Regions from separate parts of the Homo sapiens genome. Here region 1 is linked to region 2. Evidence: read pairs that join two places in POLR2A ChIA-PET (ENCODE). Cell type or tissue: MCF 10A. All regions are shown on one strand. Each heading gives the region's core, and the rest is flanking DNA. Links, peaks and the distances in the headings are about the cores only. Region 1 overlaps LOC124906112 (a long non-coding RNA gene). Region 2 has its middle 6.7 kb from the start of SPATS2L.

The links. Peaks named below come from ENCODE experiments on the same cell type or tissue, not always from the same donor. Only the 100,000 strongest peaks of a DNase experiment are listed, where the experiment ranks them.
Region 1: POLR2A ChIA-PET joins it to region 2 with 14 read pairs; 2 of 35 experiments call an interaction of 5 or more read pairs at or near these places.

What each region holds. Positions count from the first base shown.
Region 1 is chr2:200,150,731-200,162,813 of GRCh38, reverse strand. All of the region lies in intron 1 of LOC124906112 (a long non-coding RNA gene), which reads left to right. Among named protein-coding and RNA genes, the nearest start is that of SPATS2L, 150 kb to the left of the region's middle. RefSeq lists enhancers at 3,732-4,466, 4,467-5,202. In MCF 10A, for the core only: no CTCF peak of the experiment used is centred there; a DNase peak (open chromatin) is centred at 6,153.
Region 2 is chr2:200,293,945-200,306,027 of GRCh38, reverse strand. It overlaps a transcript of SPATS2L not described here. Among named protein-coding and RNA genes, the nearest start is that of SPATS2L, 6.7 kb to the left of the region's middle. RefSeq lists enhancers at 2,832-2,881, 2,424-3,623. In MCF 10A, for the core only: no CTCF peak of the experiment used is centred there; DNase peaks (open chromatin) are centred at 2,967 and 5,207.

The DNA.
Region 1 (12,083 bases), core at 2,434-10,433, 140 kb after region 2:
CCAGGATTAGAATTTCTGGTCATATGCCCTCCTGTTTAAGTTTATAAAAAATTGCCACACTTTTCCAGAGCTGCTGCACCATTTTACGTTTCCATCAGCAACGTATGAGGGTTCCAGTTGTTCTGCAGCCTCAACTGTACTTGGTATCTCAGTAATTTCCTATTATTGCCATTGTAATAGGCGTGTAGTGTTATCTCTTAGTGGTTTTAATTTGTATTTCCTTAATAAAGCCCCTGGATTTAAGGACTCATGTGGTCTCTGACAGTGAATTTATTAGTAGTTGCTAGTATGGGGCAGATATGGGGATGGCCTCACAGATATTTTGTTGTAATGACTCTGAGGGTGGGGAGTGAAGAAAAAGGTCTGATAATAAGCAAGAATTAAATTCTCTACAATGGGGTCAGTGGATGGGGTTTCTAAGTCAGATTTAAATAAAATAAAATAATATGACAGCTCTTGCAAGCCCAATTGTGATGAAAAGTCATGCCCATTTCATGTGCCTTATAGATATTTCAAATCTATGTAGTCATAACTTAGTACATCCTATGTTGTGGTACATCATATGCTTGATTGCATTTGTATCACTTGATTATGAAAACCTTAGCGAAGGATTTTAAAAGGATTGCAAAGAGAATTGCCAACACAAGTATGTACCAGAATTCTGGCTGGACATATAATATTTCTGTGGATTTAGCACAACGGAGAAAAACTGCAAACTAAGTATAATAAAAACGGTGAGCATATAGGCCCTACTGTTGGTTTGTCAGTGTTGAAATAATTAAAGAAGGCTACCCGTCAATACCTAACTGATACAGACAACCCAGTCTCAAAGGTGCTAGAACTAAGAAATGGTCAAATGTGAGTATTTTAGTAAGTAAGCCAAATGTCTCTCTTCTCCTGGCCCCTAACCGTTAATGGTCTCTAACACTCTACTTTCAAGTATTCATTCTCTACATTCTCTTCCTTGGGGCTCTGTGAACCTCCATTGTGGGAATATCTGCTGTTTCATGATTCAGGAGCCTCTTATTGTGTAAGGAAGAACGTGTCCGGTCTTCGTCCCAGGTTCCTGGCACAGAGCTTCTAAAACCCTTGGAATTTGCCAAGTGGTAGAACAGTCTTTGTTATTCATGAATCCCCTGGATCCCACCTGAGTTTATGCTAATGAGATGACTCAAAGTGAGCCCCTAGGTAGCTTCAGGATGGGGACTAGTCATTGGAAAGACCAGCCAGCCATGTGATGAGAGGGTTGGAACATTGAGCCAGTTCAACCTCTGAGAAAAGGAGAGCCAGAGATTGAGTTACATCCTTGGCCAGTGATTTAATCACTCATGCCTGTGTAATGCTATACCAATTAAAAAAACAACTCTGGACACTGAAGCTCAGCGGAGCTTCCTGATTGGTGAATACATTTTCATTTTATTTTATTTTATTTTATTTTATTTTATTTTTGAGACGAGGTCTCACTGTTGCTCAGGCTAGAATGAAATGGTGCCTTCATAGCTCACTGCAGCCTCAAACTCTTGGGCTCAAGGCATCCTCCCACCTCAGCCTCCCACATAGCTAGGACTACAGGCTTGAGTCACTGTGCTCCAGGCCATGATTGGTGAACACACTGATATCTCAGGAGAGTGATACATCCTGATTCCATGAGGAGCGGACATAGAAGCTCCGTGTTTAGGACCCTCCCAGACCTCTCCCTATATGTTTCTTAATTTGGCTAGTCTGATTTATATATTTTTAAATAAAACTGTTGTAACAGGTAGCTAGTCGGGAAGACATAAGCAGGGCAGGAGAGCCCTCCACCGACCCCCCATCCAGGAATGTCAGGTGACCATCAGGTGATGGTCAGGCAGTTAACTGTCTCTCTAAAATAATAATAGGTCACAACCAGCACCAGGGAAAGGCAGTTTCCTAATAGATAGAAACACCTGAAACTGATCATCAGCTTCCCAATAAGATCTCAGGAGTTGGGCAAGTGGGCTCAAAATGGCGGAGTTTAACTGGTATATGACCTTCTGGGGCCATTCCACCAGAAAAGGGAATGCCTTAGGTGAGCATGCTTACAACTCCGGTAAACACACTGCACATGCTTACTTCCCAAATGCTATCAGGCCACTGTGTGTGCACACAGCCCACTCCAAGGGAAGAATCAGTAGAGAAAGGATGCGAGACCCTGGAGGTATGCCAACATGTAAAACCCCAAGCCGAAAGGTCAAAGCTCACACTTGACCTCCAAGTTTCCCCACTGGCACTCTTCCAAGTGTACTTTACTTTCTTTTCATTCTTATGCTAAAGCTTTTTAATAAATGTCCACTCCTGCTCTAAAACTTGCCTCGGTCTCTTCCTCTGCCTCATGCCTCTCAGTCGAATTATTTCTTCCGAGGAGTCAAGAATTGAGGTTGCTGCAGACCCGTGTGGATTCACCACCAGTAACAAAACCATAATTGTAAGTGCAGTGCTTTCCTGAGTTCTGTGAGTCATTTTAGTGAGTTGTTGAGCCAAAGCAGTGTTATGAGACTCCTCTGGAGTTGTAGCCGGTTGGTCAGAAGTGTGGGTGGCCTGGGGACTCCACTTGTGGCTGGCTCCATCTGAAATGGAGACAATCTTGTAGAGGACTGAGTCCCTAACTTGTGGGGTCTACACTAACTCTGCGTGGTTAGTACCAGAACTGATTGCAGTATACCCATTTGGGGTAAAACAGAATATGCGATGAGTCAGTGGGCAGGACCTGTGGGCAGAACTGTCGCTATTGCTCCAGACCCCACCTCTCATGTCCCTCCTCCCCTGCCACAATAGACACAGGCAGGCTGTCAGCACAGAATCCTGCAATCCACTGAAGACCTGGGCCAGATGGTGTTTGCCTGATGTTCTAATAAGAGAAAAAAGCCCCAGCTACTTCTCTGGTCCTTTAGGGAAATGCAAATGTGACACCCCTCTATTTTTTCTCTTTCCATGGCCCCTTATTTCAGAAACAGGGGAGGGCTTCCTCTGTCAGGCTGGTGATATGCTCCTTCTACAGCAGAAATATGCTGTGGCTTTTTTCTTATTCTTTTGGCCTTCGGAAGAAAGACTGCTGAATGCCAGTGTCTTCAAGTGGATGCTTGTGAGGCTCTTCAGAAAGAGCAAGAATGGATCCAGAGAGCCACTTGGCCTCAGGATGCTCCTTTGGTCCATCTGTATTCACCAGGGACATTCTAGTGTTGTGGCTTTTAAAGGGTGAGTTCACTAACCCTGCATTCTCTCCTCCATGTCTCAATTGGTGCTTTCCCTTGCCCTTGGGCAGTTTTTCCAGGCAGTGTGACACAAACACTACATTCCTTATGAGAAGGAGGTGGGGTGATCAATGAAAACTCCCTGATAAGTTACATGTACTCTGAGCAGTGCTGTCAGGCTTAAAGGTCACATATTTCTGCAGTATGAAAATCACAAAGCACAGTGGAAACCTCATGCATAAGCAAAGCTTCTCATTGCATTCAAAAGTAATTTAAATGGCTGAGAGCTTATCTCTATGATAAAGGCTGCACCTTTTTATGTATGTTAAAGCTAAGAAAGTGCTTAAAATCCTCCCTGGCATTTGCCTTGCAGAGCTCTTGTGGGAGTAATGGGCCATGACATGCTTGGAGCTCCTAGAAGGAAAAGTGTGATGCAAGTGTCAATGTATTATTATTGCCATTAGGAATGGTGATCTGGGGGGAAGATTAAATGCTAAAGAAAAAAATCACCAAAATCTCTGAGAAATGCAAAAATGGGCCCATGAAGTTCCATACTTCAATTAAATTAAATGACCATATAATGCTACATTCTAATCCTGTGAGCATAAATTAACATAAAAACAAAATGACAGAAAATTGCCAGCATCAGCAGGAAATAGAGGGGCCATTAGTCATCACCCTCTGAAGCCCCCTCTCATTATTATTCAGTGCCTAGGAACTTGACAACTGCAAAGTGCTTAGCAGTCGTTTGTTGGTAAATGTGCTTCCTCAAAGCTGGTTCTCTCCCAGGCACTCTGTCTAGCCATTGGCCCAGATTTTCCTCTTAATGCATGGCCTGAACTGGGGCACTGGTCTTCATGGCCTGTTCCCTTAAGCAGCTGCAAATACTCCCCAGTGCTTTGGGTTCTCTAGGATTCTGCAGAGCTCTAGTAATTAGCTGATACTTGATTGATAAAGGGGGCCAGTCCTGATTCATGCCTGTTCCACTGCCACCTGGTTCCTAGTATGAGGTGACAGAGGGTTAACCCTATGGTTCCTGGTGCCAGACTTGTATAGGAGCAATTTTTGCTTTGTCTATAAACTTTCCTAGAAGGAACTCTAGAACTAGAGCAGTCTGGCAGTTCCTTGAGTCCTGTGATCAGTGTGAATAGACATGTTTTGGATTTCTTGTTGTGCTGTGCTCTGTCCTCTCATATAGCTTCCTAAAAGGAAACCTTAGGTTCCCATAAGACACTTTTAGTAATGTTGAAAGAAAACAATAAGTGAACTTTTTTTTTTCCGGAAGTATGGGTTGTGACCATTGCAGAGTAAGGTGTTATGTTGATTTTCAAACCAGCATTTAGCTACATAGCAGGACTTGGGCCTTGACCCAATATTGTGTCCAATTACAGGAGTTCAGAAGTGTCCTAGCATGTCTCATGAGCCACCAGGGCAGTCCTGAGCAGTACCTATTTTCAAGAGGAGCTGAGCTGCTTCCTGAAAGTAATTCATCCTACAGAGGAAGAAACCAGGCTCTAGACCTGATGCACAGAGCCTCAGCCAGAGAAGGGAGCTGATTTCGAATATGGCATGGTGCTGTCTCTCTACTCCTTCCTGAGCGTACACCCAGTGCCTCATGCTGGTGCCAGTAACATTGATTCCCAAGCAGCACTACTTTGGAGCCCTTCTTTTTTTTTTTTTTTTTTTTTTTTTTTTGAGATGGAGTCTCACTCTGTCGCCCAGGCTGGAGGGCAGTGGCACGATCTTGGCTCACTGCAACCTCCGCCCCTCCAGGTTTAAGCAGTTCTCTTCCCCAGCCTTCGGAGTAGCTGGGATTACAGGTGCATGCCACCATGCCCAGCTAATGTTTTGTATTTTTAGTAGAGATGGGGTTTCACCATCTTGGCCAGGCTGGTCTTGAACTCCTGACCTCGTGATCCACCTACCTAGGAGCCCTTCTAATGGAAACAATACTTAATGGAGAGAGGCACCCCAACACCACTCTGCATCAACTGCTGTGGAGCTTGGTACCTTCAGGGCTTTGGTACATTGGCTGATGACAATGGAGGAGGAACCCTGCAAAATGAAGCTTCTTTCTATGCACATATGAGATAACCCTGGAGACACACAGAAATGTTCAATAAGCATATTTTAGGAGACTAGAGAGCTGTATGAACAGGTGTGTAAAAGTCAGTAAATCTTGATTATTTTGTATCCATAGGCTGGCAGGGCTTGAGGAATCTGGAGTTCACAGATGCATAGTGCATATGCCAAATTTTATGTATGAATTATTTTAATAAATAATTATTCGGTGCCTAGTATGTCTGGCATTATGCTAAGTCCTGAATTTATAGGTCTCTAAATCTAGTGGTAATGAAGAGGTATCAATAAATAACTTCGATGATGATGAGGAAGAAGACAATGATGACAACTGTCATTTGTTGAGTATTAATTATATGCATGCATTGTGCTATGTAATTTACATATATTATTACTAATCTTTGCTACAGCCATACAAGATAGTGCTTGATAAGTCCATTTTAAAGGAAGAAAATTGAGGCACAGATGTGTCATATGGTTGGTAGATGTCAGAGATGAAATTCAAATACAGATTTGTATGACCACAATCTGACGTCTATTACATGATAGACTACTAAACAATGGCATAAGAGGGAAAAGAGAAATTAATGTGACTCTTGACTACTGAGAACTGAACATCTGGTTTCAGATAAGCACTTTCAGTGCTTGATCATACAAAATGTGATAACAGTGACTCTAAGACTTTTTACATATATGTGTACCATATAGTAGTCCCTCATCATTTTACCAGAAAGACAAGAAGGAGAATACTAAAAGTATCAGAATATTGACCTTTTCCTAGCACCTTGAAGTAGCAGCTTGTTCCAAAGTGATGGTGATTGAGAAATGCCTGTGACATCATCTTGTTCTCTTAGGATCCAATGGGAGTCCCCAATGACTCAGCCACAGCCAGCACAGAGAATACGGCACATTCACTCCCCGTTCACTCAATTTACTTTCTCCAATAAAAACCAAATGTGTTTATTATTTATAGGAACACCCTCCATCCAAAAAAAAAAAAAAGAGCAATATTTGTCTGAATAAAAGGATGCTCCAAGTTGTGAAGTTTCCTGGCTATTTTTGTGTTTTTAAGATCACCAAGATTAATATGAAAACCCTTTGGAAAGATTTCAGGAGTAAAGAGAAACTGAAAGTTAAAGTGTGAGAAGTGAATTAAAGTTCAACCTGGAAGGAAGACATAACATCTTTGACAAGATAATATAAGCCAATAGGAAAATGACTCAATTTATACGTAACCTTTCAGGAACACGTTTATTTTAGCATGTGAAGCACACCTGTGCGTGCAGACTAGCACTGACTCAATTTTGTCAGAAGAATATAGTGTTCTTTTACTAATAGGAGCTACTTCATTATTTCCACAAAGATAAACACCGTTGATGACCCAAAAGTAAGATGTATAGATGGTCCACTTAAGATTTGAGAATTGTGAGGAAAATATACCATCACCCTAAATAAGCTACTCAGTGACATCTAATCCTGAAGAAAGACGTTTCCTGACACTTGTTTATTGCTACAACGATATACTGGGCATGAAGTATGCCTTCAAATTATTTGCTTTCCAAGAAACAGAAACCTATCCCTCTAATGCTATTACCATAATAGTCTAGACAAATACATGCAATTTCATGTCATTTTGTCTTGGCATATCAGCTGGATTTTATGCTGTCATTTCTCCCAGGCGAAGCTGATATCATTACCATATGACTATAGCCAGCAAACAGTTCTGCTGTTATCTCATATCCTCAGAATCTTTTCCCCCAAATGTCAATTTCATTCAAATGCATTCCATATGAACAACATTCAAAGGAACAGTTCTCTAATTCTGCCACCCACCCATTCTCCCTTCCAAAAATCAGCCTTACAAGAGAAATTCGGGGTTTTTCTGGCAAGAACTTAAAGATACCCGATTTAAGTGCTTAATTCTAGGATGTCGAGTGGAGCAGAGCACTAGCTGTAAAGACAGACACGTGTTTTTATTGTAGGCCCCACTCTGCTACACTGTTCACACTTGATTATGCATCATACCTAAAATTCCATTTCTCAGCACAACCGTAGTCCCCAACAAAAGCTCAGTGAGGGATCCATTCCTTTCTCCTCAACATGTACCCTTGGCTCATATTAATTTTAATGTAACTTACATGATAGTAACAATATTCATAAATTCAAAAGATAACCACTGCCACTTTTGGAGCTTTTCCATTTCAAAACATTAATTTCATGCCAAGTATGATTATTTGGGCAAAAGAAAAAAATGTTTCTTTCTATAACTTTCCTCCTAAACAGACAAGCAAGAATGTCCTGTATTGTAAGTATAATTTCAATCATTTTGAAGCCCAGCTGCCTCCACAGATTACTTTTCATATGTGTATCTATGAAGTGACATGATCGGCTTACTTAAATACTTCTTGTCTTAGTTTTTTAGGGCTACTACAACAAAATACCATAGACTGGATGGCTTATCAACAACACAAACTTAATTCTCGCAGTTCTGGAAAGTGGAAGTCCAAGATCAGGGTGCTAGCATGATCACTGGTGCAGGCCTTCTGGATTGCAGACTGCCAACATCTTGTATCCCCATGTGGCAGAAAGAAGGAGAACTAGCTCCCTGGCCTCTTCTTATAAGGGCATTCATCCCTTTCAGGAGGGTTCCACCCTCATGGCCTAATCACTTCCCAAAGGCCCTACCTCCAAATACCATCACATTGGATTAGATTTCAACATACCAATGTGTGGGGAATGAGGGGGGCACATATCACTTCTCTAGAGAGCAAAGGCCCCCAGGGAACCCAATGTCTTACAGGGCTGTTAAGCTTCACCTGGTCAATCTATTAGACTGTAAGCTCAACGAAGGCACAAAGCTAGTCTGTCTCATCTACCACTAGCTATTTAGTAGACCCTCTGGGAAGGCCCTGTCTGTCTTCCCCCAAATCCATTCTCTGCTCTGTGTGTGTGTGTGTGTGTGTGTGTGTGTGTGTGTGTGTGTGTTTGTGTGTAGGAAGGGTCTGAGGTGGGTACAGAGAAATGAGGGGGTTCTCTCTCTCATTTTCTGCCAGCCCAGGGCAGCATCCTTTGTGGAGACTGCATCTCCTCTGTGGCTCCAGTTCCATCAGACAGGCCCCACTGCGGTTCTGGCTTCGCCAGGGCCCCTTTCCTGAATTCCAGCAACACTCCCTCCTCCTACTGTCCTGGAGTTCTAGGATTGCTAATTTCTTCCTGTTGCTATTTTCTGGGATGCCTCACCATCCTGTTTGGCTACAGCCCCTCTATCACCTGTATCACTGATTCCTCGTAATTAAATTACCCTGTTCTGTTTTCCGAGTTGGACCTTCAAAAATTTTTTGTTGAATAAATGAACCTTATAGGAGTTTCTGTGGCTGGACACTATAACTGGGGTGACCCTGCAGCTCTCAGAGGACCAGCTCACTGCTGCTCACCCCCAGGCTTTTCTGTGTTCTCAGAGTGTGGCCCCAGACCAGCAGCAGCACATGGGGCTGTAATCCCAGCATCATCCAGAAATTTGTTAGAAACGTAAAAATGGAATTCTTCAGACCCTACACCAGACATTCATTCAGAATCAGAAACTCTGGAAAAATCTGAGTTTTTAAGCTCCCCATGGGATTGTGATACAAGCTAAGTTTGAGCACTACTGCCCTACAGGCTGTGGTACCTCACCCCAGGACCGGAGAATCCTTAGCCCCAGACCTATCAGTGCACCTGCAGGAGGCTTAAATGTTCCGTAAGTGAGACCATCCCAACTTCTAAGCTACATCAATTAATAAGATAAGGAAAACACTACATCATATTGATGAAACTCATTAAGAATTTTTTGCTAACTCCATTTAATTCTTCCTATGATCAGTTGAATGTCAATTGAATAGCTTTTCATTTTAACCTGAAATTATCGTTTTCAGACAGGCTAATTTAGCAAGGTTGACAATATTCAGACTTTAAGAACCTTCACCTAGTTTAGTATACATTCCACATCCTAAATTTATTATTAAAAGTGGAAATGGTAGAGTTGTTTTCCATAGTGATATCATAAATAATAAACAGAAAGATGGTTTGAAAATTATCTAGGACAGCTATGTAGAAGTTTTAATATTAATGGCACTTATTGTATCCCATTCAAGGTGCCAGGTACTGTGTTTTCTCTCTTCTTCATACCTATATTCTTACCTATGTTATGTAATTTATCCCTCGTAACAAAACTAGGAGGTAGCCAGTTGTATTCCTGTTTTACAGATGAGGAAATGGAGATTTAGAGAAGTTAAGTGGTAACCTGAGGTCACAGAGCTTAGGATGTAGTGTGGTAATCCTCTGTACTACACCGCTTGAATGTTCATTTATTCACTAGGATCTAGGATGTGCTATGCTCTCTGATGGGTGCTGGGGATAACAGTTACCTAGACAGATACAGTCTCTTACCCTCCCTTCTTCCCCATGAAGTCTTTAGCAAGGGGGATACATAGACACAAAACAAGTTAACAAAAACATAAATGCAATTATTGTGAGTGCAGTGGCCACCAAGGAGGAAGCAAGCATGGGGTTGAGATATAGCCAATGGGAAGAGTAACCCACCCCAGATAGGTGGGCAGGAAAGGTTTCCATGAGGAGGACAGATGCAAGCTGATCGCAGAATGAGCAGTAGCCAGCCATGCGGAGCAAAGGGAAGATCAGCAGGAAGAGAGGAACGTGTGCAAGGAGCTGTAAAGAGAGAAAGAGCTTGGGGCATTGGAGATACAGAAAGGAGGCCAGCTGAGCTGGGAGGTCAGGAAGAGAGGGCGAGAGTGAGACAGAGGATCAGGGAATGATGTGAGAAACAAACGCACAGAGCCTGATGACAAGTCCAGGTACAGAGATTGAGTTGTTTTTCCGGTGCAATGAGTATTCATTTTACACAGGGTGTGGCAGCCTGTGTGTGTTTTAAGAAGCTCTCTCTTGTTGTCTATGGAGCATGGAGTAGATGGGGATGACACAGGAAGCAGAGCAATCATTTGGAAGGTTATGCCGGACCAGCTCGGTCAGGGAGACCCTAACCCAGTGGCGCTAGAGGAATTAAGGACACACACACACAAATATAGAGGTGTGAAGTGGGAAATCAGGGGTCTCACAGCCTTCAGAGCTGAGAGCCCCGAACAGAGATTTACCCACATATTTATTAACAGCAAACCAGTCATTAGCATTGTTTCTATAGATATTAAATTAACTAAAAGTATCCCTTATGGGAAACGAAGGGATGGGCTGAATTAAAGGAATAGGTTGGGGTAGTTAACTGCAGCAGGAACAGGCCTTTAAGGCACAGATCGCTCATGCTATTGTTTGTGGCTGAAGAATGCCTTTAAGCAGTTTTCCACCCTGGATGGGCCAGGTGTTTCTTGCGTTCATTCCTGTAAATCCACAACCTTCCAGTTTGGGCATTAGGGCCATTATAAACATGTTACAGTGCTGCACAGATTTTGTTTATGGCCAGTTTTGGGGCCAGTTTATGGCCAGATTTTGGGGGGCTTGCTCCCGACAGGTTATTACAAGACAAAAGATGACAGTGACTCAGTCTAGGGAGATGGCTGTGGAGGTGTAGATAAATGGACGAAATTGGAATTTGAATTCGAGGAAGAGCCAACAAAATTTCCTGATAAATTATTCATGGAAGGTGGGTAAAATGATGATTTCGAGGTGTTTTTATTTAGCAGCTTTATTGAGGTATAATTTATACCACAAAATTCACCTATTATGTATGTGCAGTTCAAAAGTTTTTAGTAAATTTATAGAGTTGTGCAACCATACCCACAGTCCAGTTTTGGAACATTTTCATCATCGGAGAAAGCTCCCTCAGGCCCCTTTGTGGTCAATCCCTACCCCCATCTCCAGCCAAGGCAACAAGTTTTCTACCTTCTCTTTCTAGATTTACCTTTGTGGAAATTTTATATACATGAAATCATGCAATATGAAGTCTTGTGCCTGGCTTTTATCACTTAACATAATGTTTTTAGAGGTTATACATGTTGTTGCATGTATTAGTAGTTTGTTGCCTTTTTTGATGAATAATATTCATTGTTATGAATATAACACATTTTATTTTTTCTTTCACCAGTTGATGAATACTTGGATTGTTTCTAATTTGAGGTTACTACTAATACTACTACTAGACATAATCTGGTTCCCTTTATCTTCATAGCAATGAAATTATATCACAATCTTAAATCAATATTCAGCATTTACATTACTATAAATTATAACTATCCATATTAAGCAGGATTTATCTTCTTATTCAACTTTCTGGTTCCTCTGAGTTAATAATTGCCTTGACTTTTAGATCTATTTGTCACTAAGTGCTTCCCAAACTCCCTAATGAGGAACTGTAAACCTCCATTAGCTTATTTAGAGATACTGCTCTTGGAACCCTTTATCCTCCTGTCCTGATCTTAACTGGTTACTCTCTAAGCCTGCTGCACAGTTGTTGTCCTGGGACTTAGCCCGTTCTCTCCTGTGCTGGATTGTAATTGCTGGATCCCATGATTTCCTTCATTGTGGTGAAGCCAATAGTTTTTTGAGAAAGAGTGAATGAGAGATAAAACTTTGTAAGCTTGCATATGTGAAAATGTCTCTATTCTGACTTCATGATTTCCTGATGTATAGTTTAGCTGGATATAGAATTCTAAGTTGGAAATATTTTTATTTATCAGAATTTCAAGTCCATTGTTTTCAGTGCCTTCTCACTTCAGTGTTGCTCTTCAGCAACTGAACATCAATGTTATTTATGATTTGCCTCTTTGTTTTTTTATTTTTATCTCA
Region 2 (12,083 bases), core at 1,547-9,546:
AGTTACACATGGGCATCGTGGGCTTCAGCCGTGGGTTTCTGCCTGGGAGTACAGTAGTCGGGAGAGTAAAAGCAGTTTCTCAATCATTATTCATGATGGAAGCACTTTAGATAACACTCTTCTTCCAGAGGCAGTAGAGTGAAATGCAGGCAGCTCTCCAATTCAGGTTTTTATTTATTTATTTATTTATTTATTTATTTAGAAGGGTGACTTCTTAGCTTCCTTTTTTTTTTTTTTTTTTGGCAATACCAATAACTGTTTCTGAGTGGCTCCTTGGCTGTCAAGCTCCTTACAAATATCAGACCAGAGTTTGTTATGCTTCTCGAGCTCCAGACTCTAATGGGCCTCCGAGGGCACTGCAGAATCGTACATAATCCGATGTTCAGGAATTCATAATTTGAAATAAAATACAAACACCTTTCGGATAAAGTTCAAATCTGCTAACATAATGTGGCCCTGTTGACAACGCACTGCTGAAATAAAGAGAGGAGCTAAAACGAAAGGAATTCATTTTCTTATGTGACTTGGAGTGGTTCTTGCTACCTTATAGTCGCCTTGGATTGGTGTGTGGATAATATAATTTATTTAACAGACATTAGCAAGTGCTTTATAAGTACTAGCTCATTTAATCCTTGGAAGAACCCCATCAGGTAGGTACTACTTTTGTCCTGTTTTACAGATAAACTGAGGGCTGGGCCCAGTGGCTCACACCTGTAATCCCAACACTTTCGGAGACCGAGGTGGGCAAATCTCTTGAGCCCTGGAGATCAAGACCAGCCTGGGCAACATAGTGAAACTCCATCCCTCCAAAACAAAAAAACTAATAATAATAATTGGCCGGGCATGGTGGTGCACGCCTGTAGTCCCAGCTACTCAGGAGGCTGAGGTGGGAGGATTACCTGAACCAGGTAGGCTAAGGTTGCAGTGAGCCAGGATCACACCCCTGCGCTCTAGTGTGGGCAACAGAGCCAGAGCCTTTAAAAGAAAAGAAAGAAAGAAACTGAGGCACAGAGAGGTGAAATAAGTTGCCTAAGTTTTTAGCTAGTAAGTGGTAAAGGAAGAATTTGAACCTAGACCGTTGGACCCTGCCTGTGCTACAGAGAGGAAAGCTTGCTTCTAGAAGCCATACCACACATAAAGAACAAACATCCTATTGCTTATTAAATTTAGGTGTAATAAGTAACTTGTAGCCATTTGACTTGAAATTTGATGCACTTCTTAGGTCCTCTGGCTAAATAATTTATTTATGTTTTTGGGAGGTTTCCTCCATAATTAGAATTCCAAAATGAATAATAAACAACACTTTTCCTAGGAAGGGCTTTGGAAATAACATTGAACTCAGTCTTCATTCTTTTCTTCCACCACTTCATAATCTTCCCATGACTCCAAATCTAACTTGCTTAGTGAAGTCCGACAGAAAAAAATGCCTTCAAGAACAGAATATGACCAGAGGGAAGAAAGGGTTTTAAGAAGACCATATACCGCCTTTCTAATCGAAGGCTGCTTCTTTTAGTAAGTACTGTAGGTAGGAGCTATAAGAATAAATGCTGTATGTGTTGAGAGCAAAGATGTTAAAGCAGTGAATCAATGAAAAAATAGAGACTAGGCAGGTAGGAGTAGCCACTGTACCACAGACTAGGCTAAAACTAATTCTCTACTGTGAGTGGAGGCCTAGCGCGTGAAAAGACAAGTATAGAATAACTTCGAAGAAAACAATTGTATATTTCAAGAGTTAGCTAAGGGGCCCAGCACCCCCCCAAAAAAATCAGAGTTTTAAAAGTTTTAGAGACAGTGAATTTCAAATCAAACTTGAACCTTTTGCTGTTCAAATTAATTTCTTCTGGAAATAATGAAAACTTCTGTTTCTGTTAGAGAGGATTTAATATGCTTATTGAAACATGTAAAAGCTTCTTGCACATCATATAACTAACAAAGCATTATTTTTCTGAATTAGGCATAAATGATTTTTAAAATATGCATTATATTCCTATTATTATAGGGAGATAGAAAAGTCTGAAGAAACAAAATATGAATAAGATATATGTTGATGTTTTCACCAGATGGTCAAAGTTTATTTGAAAAATTACATTGTTTGAAATCTTGATCTGTGTAATGCTAGTTTGACAGTATTGTTCAAAATGATTCTCTGTGATTACAATTCAGAGATTGAATTGCATTTTACTATTTTCTAAACTAAATAGAAATGTGAAGATCTTTTCTTAAGCAAACAAAACAAGAACCATAAGAGCAGATGTTTTCTGAGGGATGAACAAAGTATGTTCGTTTATATTTTTTAACATTTACGTGTAGGTATTTTTAATCTGTGCGTACTGCTTTCCTCCACATTGTCACCTACACTCTTTATTCAGGGTGCTTAATTGTAAGCCTGGAGAAACAATGCCATGTCCTTCAATAAAGATGACTCTTTTCTTGCAGTATTGATTTTTGCAAAATGCCGTATTTCCCGCTTGCCACCCCTAGATTGTACCAGGCTCCTGATTCTCTAGGCATGATCGTTCAGAGCAGGGCTCACATTTGTGGATATAGCTCAGATTCTGGAAACCTGTTTCAGGCCATGATCAGTTGTGACTCTGTTAGGATTTTGATATCTGAATAAGTAGTGGGGACAGAGAGGAATTTTAGTTGCTAGACTCCAGATCACTAGGCAATATTCAAACTTATTGGGGAGGGCATCTACCATCTAGGATCTTGGACTTTGTGTGCAGTGAATGAATGGAATCTGGGTTATCTCCCATAGGAAGGGGATGAATATGTGTTCTGTGTTTGTTAATGTGCAATCCAGTAGGGCTGTTCACAAATATTCCAGCTCTGCTGCCTTTGAAGCACATGATAAGATTGTACTTCCCCACCTGACTAAAGTATAGTATAGCCCTGCGAGTTGCTTCAGCCAATGAAAGGTGGCCGGAAGTGATGAGTATAACTTTGAGTCAGAAGTTAAGAGTTGGGACATCAGTCACCGCATTCTTTTCTTCCTAGTGCTGCAACATCAAGGTGCGTGGTGGTGACTGCTTCATCAGACTGGAGTGAATGACAACAATGAGCAATGCCATCCCTGCTGAGCATTAGTGGACATGTAGTATGATCAAGAAATAAGCCTTTTTTGTTCTAAGCAACTGAGATTTGATGGTTGGTTGTTTCTGCACCGTAATCTAGCCTATTCTGTTTAAAAATAGGAAGGAAGAAAGAAACAGATAATTGCAGGGAACACCTTGGCAGAATATGGCTAATTATTCCCTTTCCTCCTCAGTGCACAATAAATTCACATTTCCTAGCCTCCCAAATTGTTAGGTGAAGCCAGGGACTGAATTCTGGCCAATGGAATGTAGGCGAAAGTGTTGTACTCCCCTTCCAGGCCTCATCCGTGGAAAGCCTCCCACATGATCTCTCTTCCCCATCTGCCATGTGGAAACTAAGGACCCTGAGACTTCAAAGCAGAAGTCAGGAAACTTTTTCTATAAAGGGCCAAATAGTAAATATTTTAGGCTTTGTGGATCATATAGTCTCTATCAAAACTGCTCAACTCTGCTGTTTTATGGAAAGCAGCCATAGGCACTATGTAAACAAATAAGTATGGCTATGTTCCAATAATACTTTATTTACAAAAACAGGCAGTGGGCTGCATGTGGCCTATGGGTTGTAATTTGCTGACCCCTTATCAAGAGGAGGGTAGAGCTAGGATGGAAGGAGCCTGGGTCTCTGAGTCACCCTGTCACTATTTCTTATAGACACTCACAAACACCTGATATTAAAACATTTAATATAAACATTTAATATACCTGTGTCTGCTTGTTGAACACCCACAGTTGTTATCTGAACACCCACAATTGTTATCTGAGTAAAAAAAAAATCCTTCTGTTGAATGAAGCATGACTAATACACTGTCTTAGCTCATATTCCAGAAAAAATTCCAGATGGATTAATAATCTAAACATAAAAAACTATAAAAGACTAAAAGAAAATATAGGAGACTTTTACAATATTTATAATATTTATAATCGAAGGCTGCTTCTTAGTAAGTACTGTAGGTAGGAGCTATAAGGGCTCCTTATAAGAGCTTTATAATACTAATTAGAAATATCATGAAAAAATTTCACAAGCTATAACAGAAAAAAATTAAACAGAGAAGACTATAAAAATTTAACATTTCTATCAAGTGAAGGGTACCATAAACAATGTTACCTAAGGGGAGAAAATACATGCAACATGTATACACAACAGGAAAGGGTTAATATGGGTAATATAGACAACTTCTTGAAATCAGTATGAAACGAGAAGCAGCAAAAGGGTAAGAAAATGGACAAAGAAAATAGACAATTCTCAAAAGAAGGACTATGTGCTAATAAGCATATGAAAACATACCCAACTTCATCAATGATCATAGCATAAATAAAAACAAGATAGCATCTGTTATTTGTCAGATTGGCAAAAATATGTTTTACTATCAGGTGTTTGCATCTATAAGAAATAGGAACTTTCATACTTAGCTGACTGGAGTGTGAATTAATAAACATTTTTGGAAAGTAATTTGCAGAACCTATAGATATTAAAAATGCATGTATCCTTTAATCACACTTTTCCACTACAAGTGATCTCATCTACAGAAATATTAAGTGTGCCAAAATATATTTACAGATATGCCGATTGTAATATTATTTGTAAGGGCCAAAAAAATTTGGACCACATTCCACGTTTATAAATAGAGGAATGGTTCATCTACTTCTCTATTTGGGCACATCTACACTGTAGAAAAATAAATAGCTGTTTAAAAATGAGGGAGCTATGTATGTGTTGACATGGAAGAGTGTCCATGATATATTTTTGAGTGATAAGAGCAAGTCAGAACACTGTGTACAGTATGAGCTCTAAACAGCAAGGGGGCAGGGCGGGGAGGATGGAAATTCCTGTCTCTCGAAGGATACTCACACTGTTGACCCTGGTAACCCTTTGACCCTTAGGGTGATGGTGAAAGGGGTGAAACCTGCCCTTTTAACTTTGTGCGCTTCTTTATCATTATAATTTTTTAAAAAGTAAAAAGATGGAAGGCAACAGAAACTAGAAGAAAAACCCATCATGGACACTGGCCAATGTCAAGCAGTTGAGGGATGGATAGGCAGAGAAACAAAGACTTGTTGAAGACCTGCCGAGGCAAATCCAAAGGGATGACTCACTCCCTTGGTGTTCTGGTGCAGCAGATCAAGTTGTTATGACCTGAGACCAGGGCTCAGCTTGGAAATTTTCCAGAAAAGATGAAGACTTGGGGTGAGAAGAGAAAGTATAACCTTGCTGGCCTGAGGGTAAAACATGTTGGAAAGAAGAAACCCAAACAATGCACTTTGGCTGAACTTTTTCAGTCTATACAGGAGCTAAATATTAGGTTATCTTTTCATTGTTTCAGGCATTTTTTATGTTCAAACCTTCTGTCCTCAGAAGAGTTGCCTGAAATGAACATGTACCTAATAGAGGGGTTTTTTCTTTGTTTGTTTGTTTTACAGGTTTCATGTCACTGTGTATTCTAGGAAGATAATTTTAGGTTCAGATTGTGCCAACAGAAAGACAAATGGAACCAGTTGTGTATTCTAAGTGAACAGGCTATCACTCATTCAGGATGCATGCATTTGTTCTCTGATGTGTACAGATGATCCTTGAGCAACATGGATTTGAACTGTGCGGGTCCACTTACATGTGGATTTTTTTCAATAACATTTACATCTAATGTGCCTGCCTCTTCTGCCTCTTCTTTCACTTCCTCCACCTATTCTGCCTCTGTCACCCCTGACAGCAAGACCAGCCCTCCTCTTCCTCCTCCTCCTCAATCAACTCAATATGAAGACAGTAAGGATGAAGACCTTTATGGTGATCCACTTCCACTTAGTGAATAAAAAATATTTTTTCTCTTATAATAATTTTTAATAACATTTTTTCTCTGCCTTTATTGTAAAAATACAGTATATAATACATATAACCAACTAATCTACTGTTTACGTTATTAGTAAGCCCTACAGTTAATAGTAGGCTATTAATAGTTAAGTTTTTCGGAGTCAAAAGTTATACTCAGATTTTTGACTGCATGGGGGTCAACACTTCTAACCCTCACAGTGTTCAATGGTGAACTGTATTAGCATCTTCCGTTTGCCAAGAGCAGTTTTTTTCTCAAATCTGATTACCAGTGAGATAGAAAATCTTGCATGTTTATTAACCATTTGTTTTAAGTAATGTCATGTTGATCTGTTATTTAACACAAAGTTTATTTTTATTGAATTTAGCTTGTACTCTAAAATTATCTACAATAGTATATATTATTTACCTTATAAGCAAAGGACTACTGGTGTTGTTTCTGGATGTCACACTGGGGAGGTTTAATGGGTCTTGTCATAGACTCAAATTCAGTATTTAAAGAGAAACCTTTGAATTCATCTGGGTCACAGCATAAGAACAAGCTGCAGGCAGATGCAGGCATGTTTCTGGTTAGTCGTGCTCTGAGTGCTTTTGCCCAAATTTTCCCAAATGTGGGACTGGCCTTGCCTAGTGTGGTATCTGAAGCTTGGGATATGCTTGTGACACTGAGATGGCATATTAGTTTGCTAGGGATGTTGTAATAAAAACCCACAAACTGAGTGGCTTAAACAATAGGAATATATTGTCTTACAGTTCTGGAGGCTGAAAGTTGTCTCACAGTTCTGGAGGCTGAAAATACGGGCAGGGTTGGTTTGTTCTGAGAACTGTGAAGGAAAGGTCTCTCATAGCTTACAGATGCCCATGTTCTCCCTGTGTCTGTTCACATCATCTTCCCTCTACATATGTCTGTCTCTATGTCCAAATTTCCCCCTTTTCATAGGACATCAGTTATATTGAATTAGGGCCCACCCCAAGGACCTCATTTTAAAGACCCTATCTCCAAATAAGGTCATTCTGAAGTACTAGGGGTTAGAACTCCAACAGATCTTTTTTGGGATGGCACAATTCAGCCATTAACAGATGGCATAATAATTAATTGTAAAAGTGGGATTAGAGCCAGGGCTTCTGACTGGCTCCCTAGCATTCTTGATCAGACTATATTACCTCTACATTCCAGGGTCTCTTCGCTGCTCCTTTCCGCATGTTCCTATTGATTCCTGTGCATTGCTCTATCACAATAACTAGGTAACTGTATATTGGCCTCCTTTGTGGGACTTATGCGCTCCCTGAGCAGGGACTGTGTTCTTTGGTCCTGGTGTCTAGCACAGTGACTGGCCCAGAAAAAGTGAATGAATGGATAGTGATATAATAGGTGTTTTTTAAAAATATTCCCACTGTCATTTGTCTTCCTGATTGCACAACTAAATGTGAGTCTAGACTCACCCCTGTGACACAAAATGACATGCAACTTGAAACTTAAAAAAATACTTATTAAAATACTTATTATATACATTGTGGTGCATTGTAGGCAGCAGCTTTTAAATAAGAAGGTGGAATAAGAAAGTCCAAGACAGAAAGGATCTTTATATTCAGCTTCTTCATAAATGAAGCCAGTTCAGCCAAAGGATATTGTGCTCTACTTACGCTAGTAATGAACTTTAGATTTAAAGTCTAAGTTAAAAATTACTGTTAGAGAAAGTGAAAATACTTTTGTGGAGATTATTCTGTGGCTAACAAATAGGATTCATGGGGAAGGCCTATGGGAGCTGTGTGTTTGTAAAACCTGCAGAAGACAAGTCAGGAGGGCAACTTAATAACAGTTCAAGCGAAAACACAGGGATGTTTATGAGTGAGCTCTTCTGTCTCCGCTGAAGACAGAACGAGAATAGTTTATGCTACCACATGCACGGGTTCAGTTGACTATGAGGTAAGAATTTCCCAGTAGAATATTAAATATCAGGATGGCTTGAATTCCAATGCAAGCTGTGGTTTTACATCTTTCTACCATTTAAATGAAATCTCCTAAAAGATATTGAGCCAACCTCTTTCACACTTACTAGCCCAAGACCGTGGAAAAGTTACATCATTTCTATTGAGGGTCAGTTTCCTTACTCATAAAATGGGCTTAATGATAAGGTTAGAGGAGATTGCATGTACAGCCTATAGCACAGTTCCTGGTACAATAAAACTGCTTCAAAAATAATATCAAGGATGAAGATGAGAGCAAATGTTCATTAATTATTTACTACATGCTAACCACCGTTCTGAGCATTTAATGTGTTTTTTCATTTTAATTTCACAGTCATCGTGTGAGATAGATGCTTTTATTTCCACTTTACAGATGAGAAAACTAAGGCACAGAGAGATTAAGCAATTTGCCCCAAATCACAGGGCTAAGTGGCAAAGTTCTAATACGACCCAATTAGTCTGCCTCCACAGCATGTGCTCTAGTCTATAATATTAGCAACCGCTACATGTTTTTAAACAAAGAAATATTAGCTTCTTAATGTAATCAAAAATTGGCATAGTCTAGTGGTTCCCAGGCTTTCATAATCTTTTTTATTATTTTTCTTCCATGAGTTGAATGATTTTGTTTACTAAAATACTGTAATTATAAGTAATAATTAATTCATTTTTCATTGTTATTAATCGAAGACACGTGGAACGGAGGTCCTGATCAATAAGAGGTAATGGCATGATGTGAATTGATACAATTCCTGTCAAAGGCAAAGCATCTTGACGTTTTGGTTGGCTCATGCAGCTTGATTATTGCACAGCTTGCACCAGGCTTTCTGAAATACCTGTAATCATTAATTGGTCATCTTTCACCCAATATTAACTTCACAGAAGTTAATATTCTGTGATGAGTCATCTCTGATGTTGATCAATAAATTCCTTCTACTGAAATACCAGGATGTAGGTTTTTCCCCAGCAAATGATTCCTCCATATGATTACATGTGTTCTGAAGGCAGACAGATGGACTACATTAGCAGTTCTCAAATAGCGTGGTCAGCAGTCTTGGAAAAGTCTTTAGGGTCCAGGATGTATTTTCAAAATATATATTCCATTATGAAATGTTGAATCACTGGCTATAGCTGAGTGTGGAAGGGTTATCTGTAAGCTGGAGGCTAAGGTAGGCTGAAGAGATAAGGATCTGGGATGAGAAGTGTCGTGTGGGTGTGTGTGTGTGTGTGTGCGTGCGCGCGCATTCAGGGGGTAATGACGGGGTGAAACAAGCAATGGCGTGCTGGTAGACACCCTTTCGGGAAAAAAGAAAGCCCTGATTAATAGTGTTTGCCAATTTCCATGTGGTACATACTCCCACCATGGCTAATTTCAAGCTACCAACACTTTAACAAGTTATATTTTTATAATTATTTTGTTTTTAACAAACAGCTCTCCCAAGCCAATACAAGCCTGCTCTAACGAACCACTAGAAGTAAACAAACTTGTTTATCGTCAGTCTCAGGGTAAAGCCTGGAAATGCTACTAATGAAAATAGGTGTCTGATAGACCAAGTGAAGGAGAAAGTCAAGAAAACATAATTTCAAGAGGACTTTGAAGACTGAAGACTTACAGTCAGAAAATGATTCTGAGGCAAGAAGTCTACCAAGAGGAGAAATGTATGAAGGTTGCAATCCAGTTATCAAGTTGAGAATGAAAATCTTAAGTACAGGGCGTATTCTAGAAATCATGACTGAATAGACAAGGGAGGAGAAGAGAGGAAGATGCTGCAGTTCAAGCAGGGTAAGGAGCTCTTGCCCAGGAGTAGATGTGTTTCAACCAGATGAACTAATGACTAATTGTCCTGGCCCCTTTTCCACACTTACCTCTTGTGTAATATGCTTATCTCCCCCTCCCCAGGGGAACTGTAAGCATCTTTGGCAGTACTAGAAAGTACTGTTTACCAGGAATTAATAGACAAAGTAATCTGAGCCTGGTGTCAACAGCCTGGAAGGTCAATAAGGAGAAATCAAGCAATTGAACAATTATGTCGATAAACATAGCAATAGAAACATTTGAAGCAGACTGTGTTTGGAGGCCCAGGTGAGTGGTCAGCAGGCAGGCAGATGTAGAGAAATCTATCAGGAGATATCAAGTCAGAGAGATAAGACAGGACACTGGTTCAGGGAAAGAAGGAGGATATAATGAAAATGGCAAGTTTCTAAGCTGAATAATTCTGTTAGAGGCTGCTAGTTCCCCACCCAAAATCTACTGTTTCCTTTTTACTTAGAACCCTGGTTTCATTCTGTTAGCACAGCAAAGTTTGGCCATATGACTAATTTTTAGCCAATGAAATACAAGTGTAAGTTTCTAGATGGAAATCTCTGGAACGTTCTGTAAAAAGAGGACAAATGACTGCTTTATGCCTTTTGCCTGCTTTCCCCCTTTCTCCAGTTTTTTCCTTGGAAGACAACCCTGATGGCTGGAGCTTCAACAGACAATTTGGGCCAGGAGGCAAGCTTGAAAATGAAAACAAAGGCCAGGAGTGGTGGCTTACACCTGTAATCCCAGTGCTTTGGGAGACTGAGGCAGGAGGATCACTTGAGGCCAGGTTACAAAAAGTTAAATTAATTAGTTGGGTATGGTGGTGTGCACCTCTGGTCCTAGCCACTCAGGAGGCTGAGGCAAGAGGATTGCTTGCAGGACTTCGAGGCTATAATGAGCTGTGATTGCAGCACTACACTCCAGCCTGGGTGACAGAGCGAGACCCTGACAAGAGAGAAAGAAAGAAAGAGGGAGGGAGAGAAAGAAAGGAAAGAATGGGAGGAAGGGAGGAAGGAAGGAAGGAAGGAAGGAAGGGAGGGAGAAAATAGAAACCAGTGCTAAGGCTGGTGTTCCAGTAAGAACCCATCTTGGTCTCTGACTACTGAGGAGCCATTGAACAGTCTGGGACTATCTACTTTGGATGCTTTTTATGTGACAGAAAAACTTTTATTTAAACCACTGTTATTTCCTACTTTGGTTACAAGCAGCCAATTGGAATTCCTGTCTGATGTAGCCAGGTAACAAATCAGGCACTGAGGAATAGGAAGCAGAGAAGGGGATTATGTTTCAAGAATTCTAGTACAAGGCAGGGAGAAAGAAAGAAGCCTAGTTGCTAGGACCAGAACATAAGATGAAAACCACACTAGCAACACTCCTCAAAGCCTAGTTCACTGAAAGAGAGAGCTACTCAAATCCAAATCCAAAACGCTTCCACCAGCATTCTCTTTTCCCAATAAGCCACAGGCAGAACAGCCATGGCCTACAGAAAGCAGCCAAATGCCTGCAGCTGTGAGCAGGTGTAAGATGGCTGTAAGGGCCATCTCAGGGGAGGGGACCAGGTAGGTCATTATATCAAAGAGCGAATGAACTGCATCTGCAGCCATGGACATAAAGGAGCAAATATTTCAGAGATATTTTAGTGTCATTCTCATTGGGGAAATTAATAGCATCTGGCTAAGAAGCCTGGTGATCATACTCTAGGCCCTTCCTGTTCTAGCACTCTAAACTTCCCCCTCCTATCAGGACCAGATTCCTGGGTGCATGAAGATGACAGGAGAGGAAAGAGTGTAAAGAAGTGGAAGTGGTGGACAGGGACCACTCTTTCTGGCAACTTGAAGGGGAGAGGTGGAACTGGAAAGGAATAAGGGGCTCAGGGACTTGAGTGAAGGAGAAAGAGGATAATGGAGCGATGACTGCCATGCATTTTGATCAAAATTAGGAGACTATGATTGTGTTCACATGGGGGAAAAGAGAGCAGAGAATTGAGAGACAGAAGTCTAGACACATGAACATCATCTTTTCAATGCTCTGGTGTGCTGTAATGTCCTGTCTGAGAAGGAATAATTCAAATATCCAACTGTTTCTTTTCTGCTTCCTTTACAATAACCAACATGCAAAGCAAGAATATTAGTGTACCAGTGTTTGGCTTCCTCAATGCAGTGACACAAAAAGTGCTCTCACCAAGGCCACTGGAGACATAATTGCTAAATTCGATTGACACTGTTCACTCCTTATCTTTGGCATCCCTCCTGAGTCATTTGACACTGTCCTCCTTTTGAGAATGCTCTACTCCTTGTGCTGCTGCTCTGAGTTCCCATCCAAACTTTCCGCTTATTTCTTTTCAGTCTCAGACTGGCTTATCTTCCCTCTCCTGCCTCTTGAATGTTGGTGTTTCTAG